Linked DNA regions of Homo sapiens: region 1 is linked to region 2. Evidence: chromatin loops called from intact Hi-C (ENCODE). Cell type or tissue: CD4-positive, alpha-beta T cell. All regions are shown on one strand. Each heading gives the region's core, and the rest is flanking DNA. Links, peaks and the distances in the headings are about the cores only. Region 1 overlaps P2RX3 (purinergic receptor P2X 3). Region 2 has its middle 6.6 kb from the start of SLC43A3.

Region 1 (9,082 bases), core at 758-8,757, 77 kb before region 2:
TATTTCATTTACATTTGAACATAAGAATGTATATTTGAATATATTCAAATAAATGTTACTCAAATTTCCTTTGTTGAGGTGGTATTCTCTGATACAATGGCATACGTAAGCCAAAAATAATCATTTCACCTTTTAAAATTGTTAATTTATAACTTAAAAAAATAATCACCCACCCCATTAAGCTTTATATTTAATAGTTTAAAATATACATGTATATTCTCTGGAAAGAAGAATCTTTAAAAATTGAAGTACTTTCATCATCAACTCCAAACTTTAAAAAAACCATAGGAAACAACACATATTTTAAAGTAGGTTAAAAATACTGTGCGGCTCACTGGCAGAAATTGGCATATTTATTCAGTTGGTATATCACACTGAGATCAATACAAAGGATATTTGTATGGTGGCTTAAAATAGTAACATATTAATAAAATTCTCATGATCTAAAATGCAAGTTTTCATCTTCATAACTTCCCTTTGGCCATTGGGAATTCTTTAATCCTCCAAATAACTCATTTGGCAGAAAAGCTTATGAAGAATGTGAATATTATAAAGACCCCCAACTACTGATATCGTACAGTTTTAGAACAGCATCTCTCATCTAAATAAGAATTGGTCTGGAGTTCTTTATCTCCAATTTATTGCACTGTGGCTGCCTTCCCTCCCTCCCCACCTGAGCACAGAAGGATGCGGGATAGACCTGGTCCTAAATAAGCTTGGAGGGTATTTGGGGAGGCAGGACGGAATATCCCCAAAGACCCTGCCTGCATAATTCCCAGAGGCCTAAGAGAAACCACCCCCTCTTAGGATCTCAGATAATTGACTCCCCCAACAAAGTCCCCCAGGCCAGAGAAGAAGGAGGCAAAGCTGCTTAGTTTGACCCTTGTGATTTAAAAGTTTCCAGAGGGCCCAAGTAATAGCCCTGACATTGGGGGACATCTGATATCAGTGGCAAGCAGAGGGCTCTGCCCAAGCCCCTTCCCATCCCTTCACCTGGGTGCCCACCCACCACCCTCATGCAACCTCAAACTACTGGCACCCAAGGCTAAGCTAAGAGCCCACGTGTGGGAGGCTGCAAAGCTGTCTTTCTGAATGCTTGAATAAGAGAGAAAGGGTCACAAAGCCAGGTTCAGTGCGGGTCACAGTGCACTTTCTATGATATGGTAAGATGTACGCTGTTTTTTAGAATCTCACCAAGCTACTTATCAGTAGAAACCATACTAGTCACCCTGTGTGCAAAACGTTTTGTGTGCTTCAGCTCAGCATTCCTTGCATGCCCTACGAAGTAGATGCTACAATATCCCCCCCAACTTTATAAAGGAGAAGATGGAGTCTCACTGTTAAATAACATTCTCAAAGTCACAAAGCAAGCAAGAGGGGGAGCCTGGATTCAAAACATATTTCTTTGGATGATCTCCACCCCAGCCAGGAAGACTAGGGACATTTGTACTTGTTAATCCTCAGAAAAAAAAGCATGCCTATGTGGTTGACACTTTCATCCCAGCTTAAAAACAAAGAATCTAAGTTCCAAGGAGATTTCAAGACTAGCAGATGCTGGCAGCACAATTCATAGCCCGGCCTTTTGTCTCCCAAACAATTCATTTGCTGCTCCCTCCAACAGAGGCAGATTTTTCAACACCCCTACTGTTGCCATTTGCTCTGGAGGGAATGGAATTATTCAGCCAAGATTCGGCCGTGTTTGAATCTGCTAACTAAGACATCCAGAGGCAGCTAGAGATTCACATTTCCATCACTAATTACATTCGCAGCTCCCTTCCAAATGTCACTCCCCCCCCCCCGCCCCTATTTTTTGTAGCTCTTTGCCTGCAGAATCAGAGATTTTGAGAATTTATAGCTGTTGAAGTTCCCCTTGCAGTCACCCAGAGTAAGGCGGTCACTTTACAGATGAGGAAGCGGAAGTTCCAAAGGGGGCATCTTAGAGTAGCCTCAAAGGTCATTGGATCTCAACTCCTAATGTGACCCTTGTGATTTAAAGGAGTTTACGGACCCATGTAAGAGATTACAGGCCCATGTAATCACCCTGACACTGGGGGATATCTGATCTCCGTGGCAAGCAAAGTGGCCTGCTCCATTCATTGGAAAGGTGACCTCAAATTGAGCCAAAATGTGCCTCCCTTTAAATCCTCTCCAGTGTACTTGGTGCTGTCCATGCAAGTTAATCTTTATTTTTGTGATCCCCTAAAGATTCTGTTCTTCCCCTACCTGAAATTTAGTGGAGACATTTTATTTTTACTCCTTGGTCTGTTCTGCGTGGCTAAAGACTCCGTGGGCCGCTTTAACTTAGTATTTTTATGAAGCCTCTTTCTAAGCACACTGAGATTGCAGTTGGTGGGGTCATCTGGATTTCTAGCAGACAAAATGCAGCAATTTCTAAAAATAAGAACTGTTGAGAGTCACCAGTTCAGTGCTGCACAAGTGAAAGGCGCCCTCAGCAGAGCCCTGCAGTTCTTCAGGAGGCTCTCTTCTCTGTTGGCAAGGTTTCTGAGGCCCAGGTAGACCCTCAATTCACAGGAGCAGGATTTTAACAAGAGTACTATATTTCCCAAAGTCCTGGGAACAGGTGATGTTGTGTGTGTGTGTGAGTGTGTGTGCACATGCGAGTTCGTGAGAGTGGGTGTATTTGTTAGTGGGTGAATGTGTGAGGCTGAGAGTGAGTGTGTCAGTGTGTGTGTGTGTGCGTGAGTGTATAGGCATTGATGGTGCAATGACAGATTAAAAATACTGTATCCGTCAGGGTCCCCGCAGGAAACAGATGGCACATTCTAACTGGGTAATCTGAGGAGAGTTTAATAAAGGGACTGTTTCAAAGGTGTGGGCAGGGTGTACGGAAACCACACAGATAGTGCAGTGCCAGGGCCAGAAACAGGACACTGGTTACCACCCAGGTCTGAAGAGGCGAGGAGAGGAAGCAGTGACAGGAACATGGAGACGGACAGAGCTGTGAGCAGAGGACAGCCTGACATGTGGCTGTGACTCAGGAGAGCCCCACCAGAAGCCAGAGCTGAGGCAAAGTGGCCCACTGAGGCAGCCCAGGGCAGGGCGAGGAAGGGAGGAGCACGGACCTGAGGGGCACCTGCAGAGATGTCCAGGACAAGTCCTGACAACTTTCATCTGTGAAATTACAGCCCTTCCTTAACTTTCAGAGGTCTCTAACTGCTTTATGCCCCCGATGAAAATGGGGACCATTGTCCAAGGAAGATGCATGTATTCATAGACATGAGAAAATTCACAGGCAAGTTCTCTTCTTAAAGGATATTTTATTTCTTTTTTTTTTTTTTTTTTTTTGAGACAGAGTTTTGCTCTGTTGCCCAGGCTGGAATGCAGTAGTGCAGTAGTCTCGGCTCACTGCAACCTCTACCTCCCGGGTTGATGCAATTCCCCTGCCTCAGCCTCCCCAGTAGCTGGGATTACAGGTGCCCGCCACCACGCCCAGCTAATTTTTGTATTTTTAGTAGAGACGGGATTTCAACATGTTGGCCAGGCTGGTCTCGAACTCCTAACTTCAAGTAATCCACCCACCTTGGTCTCCCAAAGTGCTGGGATTATACGCGTGAGCTACCACGCCTAGCCAGGTTATTTCATTTCTACAAATAAGATACAAATACATTCTCAGAGTAATAAATCCAACCAATACTGATATATACAAAGTAATGACATGGGAAGTCCCCTTCATTCCCCCAGGCCTGCACCCTTTGCAGGGAATTAACATCTGGGACGGTTTAATGAGTTTCTTTCCAGTTCTTATTCTATGCATTTATATTTATGCAGCATAAAATTCCAAGACTTTGAGGCCCTCTAAAAGCCTATCCCGTAGCCAGGTGTGGAAGCTCCTGCCTGTAATCCCAGCACTTTGGGAGGCTGAGGCGGGAGGATCCCTTGAAGCCAGGAGTTTGAGACCAGCCTGGGCAGCAATAGCAAGACTCCTTCTCTACAAAAATAAGATTAAAAATTCTAAAAAATAAATAATAAATGAAAGCCTATCCCTGCACCTCAGATTAAGAGCCCTAGAGTTAAGTTTGCAAAGCCCTTTCACACCTATTTTTGACAGATCACAGCTCACCATCTTCCCCCACCCCCAAGGTAGGCTCAGAAAGATTTCAAAACTTGCCTGAGATTATACAGCCTAATTAAGAGGCACATCAGGACTCAAACCCAGGGATTTGATCTATATCCATTGCTTCCAGCATGCCTTGCGCCATCACATGGCCTGCAAAAAAGGGGAAAAAAAAATAGCTCTAAGAGATATACCTGGTAGTGATGGCTGGTGTGATTGACGGGAGAGAATCGAAACTGCATTTCAAAATGCCTGATTTCTTGTTTCTCCTCTGAGAGTTCCTAAGACAGCTTTGCTACTAAAAGGCAACGCAGTTTTGGATTTCCTCTTTTGGTGTCTGGGACAAAAAAACATTTGTTCAGCTGCTAGATGTTCCTGGTGCGGTAGGTGTTTCTAGTGATCGTTTTATGTTGGAAATGTACCCACAGCAGCTTTCATGAAGCTCGGAGATTTGGCGCCTGTCCTGCTTCCAGGCAGAAACGTGTGGATCAGCAAGATCTTAGGCCAATTGACAGAGACAGAATCGAAGTGCACCCTTGGCTTTGATCATTCTCTCTACAATCTGGATTTTTCTCTTTCCAAAAGCCATAGAATATGCGTTAAAAGCAGCCAGCACCGTCATTTCCACAGAAACACTTGAAGGCCCTCTTCCATGGGAAGTGTACTTGCTTGAATTCTCCATAATCCATTTTCTTCATCATTTTTAGGTTTCAGTGGAAGTGATGCAATTAGAGTGATCTTGGATTTAGATAGCCCTTTATCATGTTCATGTCTACCCTATTCTCACAGCAACCAGTATTATTCATAGAAAATATTAGCTAACACTCATTGAACACTTACCAGTGAGCCAGAGAATTAGCAGGTTCTCTGTGTGATTATCTTGTTGACCCTGAAGAGAGAACATTTTAGAGCCAGGTGTGGTGGCTCACACCTGTAATAATCCCAGCACTTTGGGAGGCCAAGGCGGGCAGATCACGAGTTCAGGAGTTCAAGACTGTCCTGGCCAACATAATGAAACCCTGTCTCTATTAAAAATTTTTTTAAAAATCAGCCAGGCGTGGTGGCACGCACCTGTAATCCCAGTTACTCAGGAGGCTGAGGCAGGAGAATTGCTTGAACCCAGAGACGGAGGTTGTAGTGAGCTGAGATCTCACCACTGCACTCCAGCCTGGGTGACAGAGTGAGACTGTCAAAAAAATAAAAAAAGATATAACAACTCAAGAGAACATTTTAGAACTGGATACCTGAGCTCAGGGGTTTCATCTACCTGTCCAAGGCCACACAGCTCCTACTGCTGGAGCCAGAATTCAAACCCTAGCAGTCTGGCTCCAGAACCTGTGCTTGCAACCACAAGTAGGACCAGTATGGTAACGCCCATTCTACAGATGAGGAAACTGAGGCCAAAAAGATCCCTCTCAGGAGCAGAGAGCGAGTAAACTGGCTCTCAGGTACATCTTCTGGCTCCAGGTCCATTGATCTTTCCCTACCTTATTAATTAAAGATAAATTAATAGTAATGCATTTTTAAAGATCAACAAGAAGCGTTTTTTTTAATGCCTGCCTTTGAGGTTGATTTGGTGCCTGGAATATGAATAAATAAGTATGGCTTTGGGCCCTTCTCTAAGGAGAAGAGTTCCAGCCTGTTCTAAGGATGTTGCCCCACCCTGAAGCAAAGAGTCTGCCAGGAGATATTTTCCTATCAGTATAAAATCAACTGTAAAAGTGTATTTCAGCTGGCAAAATTACTTCCCACCAGGCAAAGCTTTGCTGAGAACACCACCACTTTCACTTAGAAACCCAAATTCCAGGCCCAAGTTTTCCCTTGCAAGTCAAACCCGGCTCCGGCAAGTTTGTTGCTGTTTTTCCTGCTGCTGTAACAGTTACGTGTCCCTGCTTTAAGAAGGAATTTCCACCACTCGATGAGAGGATGGATCATTTCTAAACAGATGTCTGAGAGCTTCCAAGGGATTTGTACATCGTGATAAAAAAACCCTTCTCCATTCAGCAAACGTTTATTGACTGCTGACTACTGCAAATGTCAGCTCAGCATGGGGAAGTACTTCTAACAGTTAGAGCTATCCAAAGCTAAATTTGGGCTGCTCCTACAGGTAGTGAGTTTCCTTGCACTGAATGTATTCAGGCATCGGCAGGGAAACCCTTTGTAGATAATGTAGGGAGAACTTTGAAGGTCTCTTTCAACTTCCAGATTATATCACATGCTGGGCTTTGTGGCGAATACAGAGATGAACAAGACCAGTTCCTAGAATCAAGCAAGTTTTAATATAGTGATGATAAATTTGAATCCAAATAACGAAAAATGCTTATACAAAAGAAATATATATATGTTATGCTGGGGCAAGCCAAGGATGGTCAGGATGAAGCAGAAGTAAAGCAGAAGGATGTGGGCTACAGTTCAGGCCTTGCTGTTAATCCTGGATGTGATGTTAAGCACGTCTCATTGCCTCTGTGGGCCTCAGTTTCCTCCTCTGTAAAATGGGCTGGTTAAAGATGATGATCTTTTAGGCTCCTTCAAGCCCTAAAAGTCTGAATCAACATGTGTGGGTGTCTGAGGAAGGGCTGTGGAAATTTGGGCTGCTGAAGCATGCACTATTATTTATAGACCTATCACAATCACGTTGGAATGGAGCTCCAGCCCTGCCCTGCAGAAGCGCATCTGACAAATGATTTATTATGGTAATTGACGTTTGTACTTACTCATTCTTTATCTCTTGCTGGTAATGCCACAAGGGAGCGCACGCACACTCACACACACACGCACTCACACGCACAACATCCCAGCACTATTAGGCCTCAGAATCATTCGATTGAGTCCTGTGTTAGAGGTGTCCTGTCTGGTCACAGCTAGGGGTGTCTCAGTGAAGGCCCCGGAGGCAAAGCACATTCAGCTGGGGTTTGTGAAGAAATTTACACAACAGGAACCAGCATGGGAGTCGAGGCACACAGGGATGAACAAAGTGGGAAGCCGTCACCACTGTAGACCTGCCGCCCCCGCGGGAGGAATGGGAGCCTGGTTTTGAGCTGGGGTGCCTGACAGGAGCAGCAGTCAAAGTGACACAGCCACAGGCAAAATCAAGGCAGAGCAGGGAAGCAGCGAGCAGATACATACCCCATCCCCTCCTTCCCACCCTCGGGTCCCCTGCCAGTGCCGCCCATTGACCAAATTCCCCAGAAACCAGGGGGGAGGAAGCCAGGGAATGTGGGCTGCAGAGGTCCACCTGCAGGGCTGCCCAGACCAGAGACTGGCTCCTGGGGCAAGTGCAGAGTCTCTGGCCCACCAGGTAACCATCCCCGCTGCCCTTCAAGTGTCTGGGCTCCAGTGGCCCTTCCAGCCACGCCTGTCAGAGGAGCCCCCGACCCTGAAAACTCTGGCCCTGCCTGTGCCTCTGGGCTGCTTTCCCCTTTTCCAGCTCAGCGCTGGCAGCTGTTCGGGCTCTGTTCTTTCCTCTGATGCCTATGGCATCATTGCAGTCACAGCCATGCTGTGCTTTCTCCACAGCTGAGGTGTTTTCACAGACACCAGCTTAGCAAGCTCCCTGCCCACTGAGGCTGCAAGGAACTCCTTTTGGCTCCTCTCTTAGGGAGGCAGTAGGGGTAGGCAAGGGCTTTGGAGTCAAGCAGCCAGATTTCAGATCCCAGCTGTGCCCCTTGCAGGCAGAGTAGCCTATGGAGCATGTCTGTGCCTTTCCCCAACCTGTAAAATCAGGCATGTTGCCTGATGACCAGTACCCAATATTAAGAGAAAGCTGTGTGCTAGGTACTATGTTCAGCCTTCACATTCCATAGTCATTTAATCCTCTAGGCAACCCTAGAGCTACTGCTCTCATCTCCATTTTACAGATGGAAAAACAGACTCAGAGAGGTAATTCACCCAAGGTCATATAAACTAGGTGGCACAGCCGGGATTCAGGCCCAGGACTATCTCATTTCAAAGTGCGTAAGCCGCCAGCTAACTCATTCAGCTGTTGTGAGGCCTAAATGAAACAACAGGTGTGGAAGCCTCTAGCCTAGTGCTTAGCAGGAGTAACTGTCCCACATATATTTTCCTACTCTTTCCCGCATTGCCCCTATCGAGAGGCTGGCTCCCACAAGTGGCACCCACTTTCCCACCTAGCTAGCTGCCAAATCTAACTGTGTTCTGCTGGGGAGAGAAGCAGCCTGTTGTTACTACCTTATACTAGCTCCACCTGCAGAATCAGGAGCATTTGGAGAAACCAGTGGCAGCAGGAGGGAGCCCTGAGGACAACCTACCTAAACTCAATCTTTGAGATGTCAAGAATCTCAGAAATTATTTATTCTTCTAGCAAGCATTTACTCAACCCCCTACTGTGAGCATTAGGCCTTTGGGCAAACAGAAACAGTGAGATATGAGGCCAGGCGCGGTGGCTCATTCCTGTAATTCCAGCACTTTGGGAGGTCGAGGTGAGCGGTTCACAAGGTCAGGATGGAGACCATCCTGGCCAACATGGTGAACCCCTGTCTCTACTAAAAAAAATACAAAAAATTAGCTGGGCATGGTGGTGCACACCTGTAATCCCAGCTACTTGGGAGGCTGAGGCAGGAGATGCACTTGAACCCAGCAGGCAGAGGATGCAGTGAGCCGAGATCGCTCCACTGTGTACTCCAGCCTGGTGACAGAGCGAGACTCTGTCTCAAAAAAAAAAAGAAAAAAAGAAAGAAAAAGAAACAGCGAGATATGGCTCATAGTCCGTAGTCCAAATTATTAGCTATAGTCTGGTGTGGCAGATACTGTAGTAGAGGCCTGAATCCTAATGGAGAGAGAAAAGGCAGCCCTGGGGGATGTCCCAACCCCAGCTCATGCCCCTGGTTTGTAGCATTGGCTGGATTTCTGTGAGGTAAATACTCCAGGATGGTCAATTTCAAGCTACCAAGGTGAAGTCACTAAACATGGAATTGGGAAGAGATGCACACAATTGGCTGCCAGCTGGGATGTGTGGACCCAGCTGCTGCCACTTCCATCTGCCTCTAC
Region 2 (9,082 bases), core at 342-8,341:
TGGTTCAACAAATACATGTGGTACCTCAGGCTCTGTGCCAAGTGCCGGGATTCGTAGAGAAGAGATTCAGTGCCTGCTCTCAAGGGGCTCATTCTCTTGTGGGAGAGACAGACAAAGAAACCCAAGATTTCTGGAGTGTGGGAATGGTCTTCCAGGCAGATGCTAGCACAGCACATTGAAAGGCACGGAACCTCAACAAAACAATAACATTTAGGAACCAGCTAGAGCACAGGGTGGTGAAGAAAGTGGAAAGATTTGAGGCCAGCGTCGCCATCTAAGTGAGGGCATTAAGAATTCAGCCCACATCAATCAATCATGTCCTATTGATTTCACCCCTTAATATCTCTCCTATCTATCCGTGGCCACTGCTCTATGCAGACACTCATCATCTCTCACAGAGGCATCATCTGCTTCCAAGCCATCGCCATTCTCCTGCAAGAGTTTATTTCCATGGTTCCCACTGGATGGCTTCACTTAACTGCTCAAAACCCTTCTGAGGTCCAGTCAACTGGCTGGTAAGGACCAGTCCAGGGTCTGGGGATGCCAGCCATGAGACATTGCTTTGAGGGGAAGAGGGAGCATAGAACTGGATCTCCTGCATCCTACTGCCCAAGTACCAATGCTGGAGGTGGTTTTCCTTCCCATCATCAGCAAGTCTGGATATCCAGGATCCACCCTATGGATGTTTTTATGGACAGAGTGGGAAGATGGATATGTTTAGGTTAGGGAAAGAGGGTTTGCCAAAGAGGGCAGTATAAGTGAGCTGCACTCCATCATTCCCCTGGCACAAACAATGGCTAGTATCCTCTAGTCCTCAAGAGCACCACCTTCCAATGCAGTCCCTGCCTGTCCACAGACCTCTCTCCTCAAACTTCCTCTGAACAACCTCAGCGAGGGCAATTGCCACTCTCTGGGCAGAGTCCAGATATTCTCTCCTACCCTCTGACATCACTTTCTAAATTTGTATATGTAGATAAACTCTGAGCCATTCACATAAAGGGCTTTGATTTCGGATACGCCAAACACATAAACAAACAAACATAAGCTTTCCTTTCACAATGGGCTCATGTAAATTAAAATGTTTGGTTTTCCACCTACGGTCTTGAAAGGGGTTTCTACAGCCTGTTTTGGAAGTCAGAAAGCAAAAGGTAAATGCAAACATCATTTCACCTGCAGAGAAAATTCTAATCCTCTTGAGGCAGTGCCAAAAATAATACAAGCACACTGCTATCGAGCCAATTACTGGTATCTCTGAGCTTCCGTCTCCTCATCTATAAAATTGGAATCGAGCTGTATGGATTAAAGATAATGTATGAAAACTGCCCAATTAGTACACTATTAATAAATAGCAGCTACTGTTGTTAACAAATATTATTGACTTACTGGAAAACAAAGAGGAAATAAAGTCACATTTAGGGAGAATTTCAAAGTGTTCCTAACCTAAAAAAGAAATAAATTAGGGGGAAAACCACTAAGTAATGGGTGAGCTCAGTTTACCTTGCTTAAGAAGTCCCACCCTAGAGAACTGATCTCTAGATGACACCCAAATGCACTCAGTACAACCCCCCAAGACTGTCTGGGCTTAAGGCAGGGGCTTGGATTGTCCTGTAAGCTGTGGGAAGTCTGTTCATGAGCCACAGTAGACAGGAAGGGGATGGAGTCTTAGAGCTGGCTCTTCAGGGTATCTCCTAGTGTGTTCAAAGCAGTTCTCAGGAGGGTGGGGAACTACTACATAGCCAAGTAAATATGAGGCCTCCTTGCTCTGGGGAGACCTTTCTCTTTAACAGAGGTGAATCTGAAAGGATACCCAAAGAGGCACTGGAGGGTGGGGGCCACTCTGGCCCCTCAGAGCAGCCAGCTCAGCTTCAGTGGATGCTAGAGGCAGCAGAGGATCAGCCTGGATCAGCCTCCCTTTCACCATGCAGAAAACAGAGCTCCCCCACCAGACCAGATACTGGAAGCACTGGGCCAGGCCTAAGAGAAAGCAGAGCCCCAAGCCCCACCACACCAGGGCTTATGAGGCTACTGCTACCCACCCTCCCAAGCCCCAGCTCCACTTCTATGTTCATCAAGCAACTGTTTACTGGTAACTGCACTTCCCGATAGACTTTGCTAGAAAGGAATGCCTCAGTGCACTGACAATATCTAAACCTGCAACTCTAAGGACTAGGCTGGGGAACACTGTGTCAACATGGAGGCACGTCCTACCCCTGAGAAGAAAAATAAGGAATATCAATAATACCTGCTGGGCACTGAGCACTGACTATGTATCTGATTCGAAGCGCTTTTTGCTTAATCTGTCACTGAATCTCACGATAGGTGTTGTTATTAGCATCTATTATCTGGGCCAACTGAGGCCTAGAGGGACGAAGCAACTCCCCCAACATCACCAGGTAGCAGTGTCAGGACTGGGATAGAAACCTGATGCTCTGACTGAAACTAATGCTTTTTTTTTTTTTTTTTTTTTTTTTTTTGAGACAGCATCTCACTCTGTCACCAAGGCTGGAGTGAAATGGTGTGATCTCAGTTCACTGCAGCCTCCACTTCCCAGGTTCAAGTGATTCTCCTGCCTCAGCCTCCCGAGTAGCTGGGATTACAGGCGTGCACCACCATGCCCAGCTAATTTTTTTGCATTTTTTGTAGAGATGGGGTTTCGCCATGTTGGCCAGACTGGTCTCAAACTCCTGGGCTCAAGTGTTCTGCCTGCCTTGGCCCCACAAAGTGCTAGGATTACAGGCGTGAGCCACCATGCCCAGCCAGCTGATGCTCTTAATCTGTGCCCTACCCAGCCTTCCTGGGAGGCTTCCCAAGAGCTACACAGAGCATGAGTTCTGGAATCGGGTTGATGGGGGTACCAGTTATTACTAATAGGAATGAAGATGGGTAATTCTTTCAGACAGCACCCTTGATTAAAACAAGAGAGTAGTGCTGCCTCTCTGTGATTCTGTGTCTCCCTGCCCTGCTCACACAGACACCACACCCACCCACACGCATGATCATGAAAAGAGGAAATGGATCCAGGAGAAGGAGACGACTCCTGAGTGAAAACAACGGGGTTTTTCACATTGAGAGCTTTGCCCAACACCCCAAAGATGAAAAGAGCAGGAAACTGCTGGGGCCGATTGAACACTGGACTTTTGTTGTGGAAAAAGGCAAAGGGAAGCCGGAAGAGACTGGAACAGTTTCCATGGTGCTGGAGGATGGGGAAGTGGGTAGGGATTAGCTGGAGGGAGAAGGAGAAGCTGGGGTGGAGGGGAACCTCCACTTGCCAGGAGAGCACATGTAGGATGGGAACCCCAGATGATACTCAAGGCATGGCATTAGACCAGAAGCAAGTCTGTGGTGAAATTAGGGAAGGCTCCACTGCGGACTGTAGACAGAGCACTGGACAAGGAAGTGGGAGACCCAGGGTCCAGTCCTGGCTCTGGAGCCCCCTGGGTGGGCTGCCCCGGGCACCTTTCTCTCTTGGGGCCTCCATTCCTACCTCTGTGAAGCGAGTGCTGAACCTCTCTTAGCCCTGACTTGCTGAAATGCTGGGACTCTGTACAGAGGCTGACATTAAGCAGGGATCTGTCGTGGGGTGCTGCAATGTTCCTCCAGATGCTGCACGGGAGAGGGCAGAAAAGGCCTATATGGTGAGTCCGCCCTGGGAGCCTCTGCTTGGAAGCTGAAGTGGCCTGAGAGTGACTCAGAAACCACGGAAGTTCCCGGGGCTGATGGGTTCTTATAGATTGTACATGCAGCTCTCCTCGTGGGCTGCAAAACCGCAAGATGGGCTGTGACCACTCTCAAGGAAAGAGCCCTATCTGCAAAAAGCATTCTGCCCTCCAGGTCTTAAAGCAAACACAGACTCAATCCTTATTCCTTTTAAGACAAAATTGCCTCAGGGGCATCAGGGAGGCAGCAGGCCTCAAATGTGTGCCTTTCTAGAATTCTCAATGAAAGCACCCTTTTGGGTATTAATAATGACAACAGTAATGACAGTCATTTACTGAGTGCTGCTTTTGGGACAGGCATTGGGCTAAGAGCTATATGTAATATATATTATTATTTGATGCCCACAGCCACCCCATAAGGAGGCGGAGGTACTATCATTATGCCAACTTTAAAGATGAAGAAACTGAGGCCTCAAGAGATGAAGTAACTTGGCCAAGTCACTCAGCCAGTAAATGGGAAGAGATAGACTTCCCAGTATCCAGAGCCCATGTTTTCACCATTATGCTGAAGTACCTCTTTTCCTGTGCCAATGTGATCTGCCTCCAGGAATCCTGTCTTGATGTTCCCTTCCCCATACAGAAGTCCTCTCTGTGTCCTCTTCAGCCTGATAGTATATCTTTTCATACCATTCTTTGGACATCTCTGTTATACTACTCCAATGGTGTTCCCTCCCCTACCCCTCCCTGGGAGCTTAGTTGTTGTGATTAAGTATAGGGGAAATGACCCACACTAAACAAACTCATAAGAGACTGATTGATAAACCTGAAATGCAATTTATTAATTAACACTGAGAAATGAAACCACCCAGCAGATGGGAATCCTAAGGCTGACTGGTCAGCACAATCTCTTTCAGGAAGGACAGGCTTTTGGGAAAGGAAATCAATACCAGAAGGTTCTTTGTTGAGTACAAAGTCAGAGGGAAGGGAGTTGATGGATTGACACATAGGTGAAGCTTGACATACCTCTATAAAGCCTCCATCCTGCCAAGGATCAGAATATCCAAGGCAGGGAGCCATCTGGGTGTCCTCTCCTTTGGACAGTGCTGGATTTTTCTGGATCCTATGAAGATCTTACCTTTCTGGCTGCATTTATCATGATTGTGGAAGGCTTTTTGTTTCCTTGTTTGCTTAGATTAATTTCTGCGTATTTAATAGAACTGAAAGGCAATTTCCCATTGAGACCCACTGAAGAGGAATAATCAATACATACTAGTTGTGTTGCCCTTTGCAGAGAATTCACTTCTGTGTTGTCACTGTATCCTCATGCTTCCTTATAATGGAGGGACAGAGATGGTAAAAACATGGACTTGGAAGCCAGACCGTCTGGGTTTGAATCCTGGCTCTGTTACTTATAAGCTCTGCAACCTCGGGCAGATTACCTAAGTCAGTTTCCCCTTCTCTGAATTGGGGATAATAATAGCACCCACCTCAACATCTGTCAAGAGGATTCAATGAGGGAATACACATAAAGTGCTCAGAACAGTGTCTGCCATCTGGTAAGCAGTCAATACTTGTTAGCGATGATTAATAATTCATTTCATAGATGAAAAAACTGAAGCCTAGAGAGATAAAAAGTCAACTAAGATCATACAGCCAGTAAGTGGTGAAGATATCATTGAAAATCAAACTGGCATCCTTTAAGCACTAAAGTCTTTCCACAGACTAGTTTCTTACCCATTCGCTTTCATAACAAGCTGAAGGAGAGCTTGTTTAAAAATCAGGTATATCCACCCACCGGAATGGGTAAAATTTAAAAGAATGAAAATATCAAGGTGGAGCTTGGACGCAGAACAACTGGAGGGAGTAAGCAGTAAGAACCACTTTGGAAAAGTGTCTGGCAGTTTCGAAATAAGTTAAACAAACACTTAATGAATCAGCCAAGTTCAACCAGGGATGTGGAACCACTCTCTCTGTGGATTGCTACAGGGATTTGGCCTTACTCAATTGTAGGAGGTAGTTAAGCAATCTTGTAAGGCTATTATCTTTGCATGTCATGTTGCAGTTGAATTCCACAGGTCAGGCAACTGGGAAAGGAAGATGGATATAAAGTGGGCAAGACAGAGCAAACTGAGCCCCATAAGTATGAACTGGAACCCCATGAGGATGAACTGAAGCCTTTAAATCCACATCAGCTTTTGTTGTCTCTGTCGTTGTTAATGTATTTTGCAGAAGCCCGGGTTCATTGCATGGAGCTAACCACATACACACCTGCCCCAACAGTAGGCAACGCCAAAGGAGAAGCCAGCTCCATGCCAACCAGGTGTACCAGCAGTTCAGTCACAACATGTGTGAGCCAGAAACCGACTCCTGCTTCCCTTCCACCCTCCAGATTCCCTGAAGAGACACCCTCATGTTCCGCTCTAACCAGAAATACACAAAAAAGGGAATTCAACATAACCAAGTCAGCACATTACAAAGCCAACACACCTACCTTATGATCAGGTAATTCCACCCAAGATATTTACATAAGCGAAATGAGTGCATACGCTCACCAGAAGTAGTGTACAAGAATATCCATAGCAACTTTATTCATAACAGCCAGAACCTGGTAACAGCCCAAATGCCCACCGATAGGAATACGGATAAGCAAATTGTCCCGTAGTCACACGACGGAATACTGCATCACAACAAAAAGAACCAACCTTTCATACACACAGTGTAGATTAATTTCGCAGATGTGATATTGAGCAAAATAAACCAGATGCCAAAAAGTACACAATGTATATATATTTTTTCTTTTTCCTTTTTTTTTTTGAGACAGAGTCTTACTCTGTCGCCCAGGCTGGAGTGCAATGGTGCGATCTCGGCTCACTGCAAGCTCTGCCTCCCGGGTTCACACCATTCTCTTGCCTCAGCCTCCCAAGTAACTGGGACTACAAGAGCCCGCCACCATGCCTGGCTAATTTTTTTTTCTTTCTTTTTTTGTATTTTTAGTAGAGACAGGGTTTCACCGTGTTAGCCAGGATGGTCTCCATCTCCTGACCTCGTGATCCGCCCGCCTTGGCCTCCCAAAGTGCTGGGATTACAGGCTTGAGCCACCGCGCCCGGCCATATTTTTTCTTTTTTGAGGCAGAATCTCACTCTGTCACCTAGGCTGCAGTGCAGTGGTGCAATCACGGCTCACTTCAGCCTCAACCTCCCAGGCTCAAGAGATTCTCCTCTCTCAGCGTCTCAAATAGCTAAGACTACAGGCACGCACCACCATGACCAGCTAATTTATTTTTTTTGTAGAGTCGGGGGTCTCACTATGTTGTCCAGAGTAGTCTCCAACTCCTGGGCTCAAGTGATACTCCCGTCTCGGCCTCCCAAAGTGCTGAGATTACAGGCATGAGTCATCATGCCTGACAATGTATATCTGTGTGAAGCTCAAGAATGGGCAAAACTAATTGATAGAAAAGTTAGAATAGTGGTTAATTACCACCGGAGCAGGAGAGGTGTGGGTCTGTTACCTCTGCTGAGGAGGGGTATGATGGAGTCTGAGTTCCTGGAATGTGTCTTGATATAGGTGGTAGTTATATAGCTGTATAGATGTGTAAAATTTCACTGGGCTGTACGCTTAAGGTCTGTGCCTGTAACAGTATGTATGACATACTTTAATTTTTTTTTTTTTTTTTTTGAGACAGAGTCTCCCTCTGTTGCCCAGGCTGGAGTGCAGTGGCACAATCTTGGCTTACTGCAACCTCTGCCTCCCAGGTTCAAGCAATTCTTCTGACTCAGCCTTCCGAATAGCTGGGACTACAGGTGTCTGCCACCATGCCTGGCTAATTTTTGTATTGTTAGTAGAGACGGGGTTTCACCATGTGGCCAGGCTGGTCTCAAACTCCTGACCTCGTGATCCTCCCACCTCGGCCTCCCAAAGTGCTGGGATTACAGGCATGAGCCACCGCGCCCAGCCCCGATATACTTTAATTTTAAAATGGATTTTAGATTCCTGAGCTCTACCCACAGAGATAACTGATGGTCCGGGTGCAGTTCAGGGGTGACTATTGGGAGAGCTCTGAACTGTGCCTTCTTTCTTCCCAAGTTTGCTCCCCATTCTGTATGGTCAGTCATTCTTGAATTCACCCTAAAACCAAATTTTTCAAGGATGGAGAACAGCCAACTTTAATCTTACTTCTCTGGGATTTGAAAAAGCAAATTCCTGTTCATAAAGGTACCCACAGTGTGGGACGTCATCAAACAGAGCTTCTTCCTAATAACGGCGGCGGTGTTGTAAGGTGTGTTAACAATCTCAGAACTTGAACCGCTCTTGGTTTTAAGATGCCAAGTAGCTTAATGGTTTCCTATCACTAGGAATTGGAGCATCTCTGTTTTCATAATACTTCCCCACATCCCAAACACCACTCACTTGCCCTCTCCTAGTGTGAACAGAACCCAGCCCAGGCCTGGAACTGCTGTCTCCATTTTGAGAGGCTGAATCTTGTAAGGACTGGGGGTCCTGACTCCCTAAGTGGAACAGTGTCCTCCCTGGGGGAAAACTTATGAAGATCATAAGAGTCCTAGACACAAACGGCCCAAGCTTCCACAAAATGCACATTATCCCCTTTCCTCTCATTTAAAACACAGATGTGGCCGAGCGCAGTGGCTCACACCTATAATACCAGCACTTTGGGAGGCCGAGGCTAGCAGATCACTTGAGGTCAGGATTTCAAGACAAGCCTGGCCAACACTGTGAAACCCTGTCTCTACTAAAATTGCAAAAATCAGCTGGGTGTGGTGGTGTACACCTGTAATCCCAGCTACTCGGGAGGCTGAGGCAGGAGAATCACTTGAACCCAGGAGGCGGAGATTGCAGTGAACTGAGACCGCGCCACTGCACTCCAGCCTGGGCGACAGAGCAAGACTCTGCCAAAAAAAAAAAAAATTAAATTCAAAATAAAATAAAAGAAAACACAGATGTGCCTATGGAGGAAAGGGCACTAATATGAACTCAAGACCCTGCTGGCTCCTCCCTATACCCCTCCCGGAGCCTCAGTTTCCATTCTTCATAGCTGAACATGGGCTGTGGGATGCTGATTCCTGTTGGAAAGAAAGGGAAGGGACAGAATAATCACTCCTATTTACACGGCTCTCTAGAGTTTGCAAAGCAAAGCACTTCCACATCCCCTCCCTGAGCCCCCCCCAACTCCATTGCCACCCCCACGCTCCAGCCCCCGCAAGCCTGAAGTCATGTAGGAAGCGTCCTTTAGGCTGGGCTTGGCCTTGCTTTTCGTTTGGTTTCGGAGTCCCCGGTGAGAAGCAGATACCTCCAAGGAGTAACTAGTCAGGTATCATCCCACACCTGGTAAGTATTTGGGATCAGGGGAAGTGATACCTAAGAGGCAGCACAGAGAAATTAAGTGATTAGGCACACGCCTAGCGCCAGA

What was found. A loop is a pair of places that touch in the nucleus more often than their neighbours do. Peaks named below come from ENCODE experiments on the same cell type or tissue, not always from the same donor. Only the 100,000 strongest peaks of a DNase experiment are listed, where the experiment ranks them.
Region 1: a loop joins it to region 2, with 2.3 times the contacts of the local background. A loop is called at or near these places in 13 of 110 quality-filtered maps.

The regions. Positions count from the first base shown.
Region 1 is chr11:57,352,050-57,361,131 of GRCh38, forward strand. All of the region lies in intron 8 of P2RX3 (purinergic receptor P2X 3), which reads left to right. Among named protein-coding and RNA genes, the nearest start is that of P2RX3, 18 kb to the left of the region's middle. In CD4-positive, alpha-beta T cell, for the core only: no CTCF peak of the experiment used is centred there; no DNase peak of the experiment used is centred there.
Region 2 is chr11:57,429,210-57,438,291 of GRCh38, forward strand. No RefSeq gene overlaps it. Among named protein-coding and RNA genes, the nearest start is that of SLC43A3, 6.6 kb to the left of the region's middle. In CD4-positive, alpha-beta T cell, for the core only: no CTCF peak of the experiment used is centred there; DNase peaks (open chromatin) are centred at 3,002, 3,692 and 5,622.